2 separate regions of the Homo sapiens genome follow, and region 1 is linked to region 2. The links are chromatin loops, found by intact Hi-C in ENCODE. Cell type or tissue: Calu3. All regions are shown on one strand.

What was found. A loop is a pair of places that touch in the nucleus more often than their neighbours do. Peaks named below come from ENCODE experiments on the same cell type or tissue, not always from the same donor. Only the 100,000 strongest peaks of a DNase experiment are listed, where the experiment ranks them.
Region 1: a loop joins it to region 2, with 6 times the contacts of the local background. A loop is called at or near these places in 1 of 110 quality-filtered maps.

Annotation. Positions count from the first base shown.
Region 1 is chr3:98,056,194-98,058,693 of GRCh38, reverse strand. No RefSeq gene overlaps it. Among named protein-coding and RNA genes, the nearest start is that of GABRR3, 22 kb to the right of the region's middle. In Calu3, no CTCF peak of the experiment used is centred here; no DNase peak of the experiment used is centred here.
Region 2 is chr3:98,481,911-98,484,410 of GRCh38, reverse strand. No RefSeq gene overlaps it. Among named protein-coding and RNA genes, the nearest start is that of OR5K2, 15 kb to the left of the region's middle. In Calu3, no CTCF peak of the experiment used is centred here; a DNase peak (open chromatin) is centred at 1,010.

The sequences.
Region 1 (2,500 bases), 430 kb after region 2:
AGAAGGTGCTTGCTTCCCCTTCCATCATGATTGTAAGGTTCCCGAGGCCTCCCAGTCATGCTTTCTGTTAAGCCTGTAGAACTGTGAGGTGATTAAATGTCTTTTCTTCATAACTTACTCAGTCTCAGGTAGTTCTTTACAGTAGTGTGAGAACAAACTAACGTAGAAGCCTTTGATGGTCTATTTTTGGATAGAGCTGCTTGTTCTAAAAAAGACCACAGGAATTTGCAAATCCTTTAAATGCCAGGGAAACCTATGACCTGACTTTATCTGAGATGCTTTAACCACTTTCAAGAACTAGACTATTTGAAAAGTGTTAAGTCACAGAATCTGAAAGAAAAAAAGTATATTTACACAACAGCCCTCTTGAGTTGTAAAGGTTGCCTCTAACATTTTGCAAATGAAAACGTCCATAAGTCTCCCTGTATAAAGGGGTACATTTCATTCTTTGTGGATTTTTATGGTTTGTTCATGGCTTCCAAGTCAAAGGTTTCCTGCTCTGCAGCACTGTAGTAACTTGAAACTCATCTCCAAAGATATTGCTCAAGGGTATGGAGGAAATGTTATATAGTGCTGAATTTTGTTTTGTAAATAGTGAAAGCACAAAACTAGTTTTTTTTCATTTAAAAATCAGTTTTAGAGCAGTGTGGAGTTGCATAAGAAGTAAATACCTGAGTTCAGTGAGAGCTACATAAGAGCAAATTAAATTACCTATCGATTCAAGGAATTTCATATATCACCCAAATAGAAGGTCACATACAGCCTGAGTGCTCCCCTCAGTGATACTCTGGGGCTCCTGGTCCCATCACAACACATAGAGGGAGGAAAACTTCTAGGCCACCCTCTGCCTAGCCATGCTGCAGGCCATGCCCCAGTGTTATGCAGGAAAGACTGGTTCCTTTCTACACTCTAAAACAAGACTCTGGCTAGAAGACTTCCCTCCCTCAGGCTCTATTAAAACTATCTACAAACCTCTGAAACTCCAAATTGGAGCCTGTAACAACAAAATTGGGATATAGTTACCTGACTGCTTCCCTTTGCTCTCTATCCACTTACTCTTCTCCCCTCACCACTAAGTGAGAAAATATGGGCTCATTTTTTACTTCTCTTACTTTGTATTCTCCTTGTGCGATGAAGAAACCAGGCTTAGCCTAGCAGACATAGCCATATTTACAGTATAGAACTCTAATCTCTAAGACTTCCAGTTCATTTCTTAATATACTAAAAATCTGTGTAAAATAATGTAATATTCCTTCAAGACAAATTCCTGTTTTTGAAGTCAGAAGAGGAATTCCTTTTTTTCTCTTTGCATTACTTCTACAACAATTTAAAATATATTCCCAGACAGATAGAACCCTTATGCAAACTATGGAACCAGCTCTATACTCAGAGAGGCAACTGATAAAAGAAAATTAATACTTTTCATTCTCTTCCTCCCCATTACTTTCTCTCCTTAGTAAACATGAGTCCATTCAAAAGACTCTTACTCTTTTTTAGGGTAAGAGTCTTTTGAATGGACTCAAGTTTGCTAAGTTTGCTTACCTTGCTTCTAGAAAGACCTGAGTTGAATTTTCTACTATGTTCTGTTGTAGTTTGGCTAAGTAAAATTGGTTACTGGATGAAAGTCTTTTCTCCTACTAGGAAGCTCCCTCCATCCACAGTATAATGCATCCCTGTCCCAGGAATTCCAGCTACATGGTCAGCAGGGCCTCCCTTGTGTAGGTATGAGCATAGGGTGGACCCACTGGAGGCTGAGCAGTTATCTTTGTAATGGTGTCAGAAAGTGTAGGCTGTCTCCTCAATCTTTTCTTCTCTTTCTCCTCTCTCATATGCTCATGTTCACTTTCAAGTTGTAGTTCCATCTCTGCCTCAGTTGCCTAGCTTGTGTGGAAATAGGTGGATGAGCTGATTCTTGCACGATTCATGTGATGTCCCTTCCCAATCTGCCAGGATCTCTCATGTTGGCCTTGGCTCCTGTGAGACAAGCTGCAGGTTCTATTTCTGACTCAGCTAGGGACTCTGAATATGTCCTCCCACACCTAGTCTCTACAGCATGTCCCAGGCCATCACTTATGAACTGAGTTATCACTATTGGACTTGGGCTTTTCTCAGTGAAAACAACTCTCCAAAAGTCCAGAGTTTAAGAAGAGGGGTTAGTCGATTGTCCCGTATCCTATTACTTCCGATCCATTCTCTCATGGGTCATGACCTCAGCCTGGAGATGACCGGAGTCTGTGATTCTAATCAATGATTTTGTTAAGCAGTTCATGGAATAGATATAGCAAGAGCTGTCATGCTCTAAATGACAGAAAATTAACTTGACTAATTTTAATTTTTTCATGTAAACCTCTGAGATGAATATGAGAATATGGAGCAGGGAAAGGCCTGTGATCTTTTGGGAGTAAAGTGAAGGTCTCTGTCCTACTAATACTGTCTGACTCTTCTGGGCTTGGCATGGTGCCAGCTTTTACAGCCAAAGTCAGTGCCTATTGGAACTATT
Region 2 (2,500 bases):
GAGACTCAGTCTCAAAATAAATAAATAAATAATAAAATAAAATTAAATTAAATGTTGAAATAGGCTTGCTGATAAAGCATACTTGTACAAATAAACAGGGCCAACTCTAGAGCACTTTTCCTGAGCTGGAAATGTGTAGGAATTGAAGACTAATATGATCTGAAGGGGCATGATCTGTGGAAGGGAGATATATGGTGTCCCCAGAGATGAATGTATAAAATAAATATTCTCGAGTCTACCAAACTTTGGATACTCAGTTAGTTGGCAATTCATCCTGGATGACAGGAAATGGCATATTAAGATTTAGGTAATACCTCAATAATTAAAATGTAAAAAGAAAGTGTTAGCAACATTAAACATTTCTACAAATTAGTTTTTCTTTTTTGAAAATAATGGCAGACAGGAGGCAGGACTAACTTGCAGCTCCCTCTCTGATGGACAGAACAGCATATGGAGACTCACATAGTGAGTCCAAGAACTCCAAGAACTAGCACAGGAACATACGAGGAAAACTGAAAGAATCCACAGACCTTTTGAAAGAAGTAGCTTGCTGATGCAAACTTTGTGAAACAGCTGAAAAAGTGTGAGTGCCCAAAGTGTGAGTGGGGAAGGTCCACCTCCTAACACACATCCTCACATCCTCACCGGGGAACCTGAAAACCCAGATCATGGGAGAAGAATTTAACCTTACCTAGAGCTGAAAAGAATTTAGAGAGCTGAACAAAATATAAAAGTAGAAGAAGTACTGAAAAAGCCCTGTAGGTATTCCTGGTTCGCAGGGAAGCCATTTCTGACTTTATCTCACTGAAGTCACTGGGTAGGACTGCCAGTGGAATTGGGGAAGGACAGGTAGAAGAAAACTTTCAGCTGAACTTTGTAATAATTTTGACCAAGTGCAAATTTTCCTGGGCAGAATCCTGGGTGGAGGGAATGGGAAGTACAGACAGGAGCACAGAAGCTGTGGCAGGTAAGGAGGGGTGGGGCCTGAAAGCCCTGCTTGCTTTCTCAGCTAGAAAACATGCAGCCTGGGGCAATATCCCAGCACTGTTCGTTGGCTGCCTGGATATAAACTAGGTGCTATTGGTGGGGTATGGTGGGATTGAGACTGTCCTTGCTGGCTGCATAGGAGACGAGTGAGGCTTGTCATTGCCAGCTTTCTCCACTTCCCTGAGAACCTGTATGATGCAACAGAGGCAGACATTATGCCCCTGGGAACATAGGTCCATTGGCCTGAGAACCACACCCCCATCACCCACAGCAGCTGCAGCAAGTCCCACACAAAGAGAGTCTGAGCTCAGACACCACTAACCTGCCCCTACTTGATGGTCTTTCTCTACCCACTCTGATAGCCAAAGAAAAAAGATACTATCTTTTGGAAGCTCTGTGGCCCTGCCCATCACTTGAGAAACCCAAATATTTATCCAAGTGACATTAGAGCAAGCTTGTATCTCCCCTATACTACTGCAGTTGATGCTGTCTTGAAACTGCCATCTCCTGGCTGGAGGCCAACACACTCAAGTGATTATATCAACTCATAAAAGAAAAGTCCTGCTCCAGGAAATGAGAAAACAACAGCTAATTCCACCACCGAAACATCCTGGCTAACCAGAGGTCCTGAGTCTGTCCAGGTACAACTTCACTGCTAGCACAACCAACATTCAAGAAAATCAGCACACTAAAAACTACAACCATGGACCCTCAAAGAGTCTACTTCATATCCCTGCTACCACCACTGGCCCAGGTGCTGGTATCCACAGCTGAGAGACTTGAAGATGGATCACATGACAGGACTCCTTGCAGACACTCTTCAGTACCAGCCCAGAGCTCAGTAGCGCTGCTGGGTGGCTAGACCCAGAAAAGCAGTGACATCCACTGCAGTCAGAATCTCAGGAAGCCCCATTCCTAAGGGAAGGGGGAGAGCACACATCAAGGGATCACCCTGTGGGACAAAAGAATCTGAATATCAGCTCTTGAGCCCCAGATCTTTCATTTGATATAGTCTACTCAGATAAGAAGAAACCAGAAAAACAATTCTGGTAATATGACAAAGCAAGGTTCTTTAGCACCCCCAAAAGATCACACTAGCTCACCAGCAATGGATCCAAACCCAGAAGAAATCTCTGAATTGCCAGAAAAAGAATTCAGAAGGTCGATTATTAAGCTATTCAAGGAGGCACCAGAGTAAGGTGAAAACCAACTTAAAGAAATGAAAAAATAACACAGGATATGGATGAAAAATCTCCAGAGATATAGGTAGCATAAATCAAAAACAATCACAACTTATAGAAATGAAAGACACACTTAGAGAAGTGCAAAATACACTGCTAACTTTCAAAAATAGAATTAAACAAGTCAAAGAAAGAACTTCAGAGCTTGAAGACAAGGCTTTTGAATTGCCTTTGAACAAGGCTTTGAATCTGACAAAAGAAAAGGAATAAATGAAAAATGACCAAAGCCTCCAAGAAGTTTGTGATTATGTTAAGCAATGGAACCTAAGAAT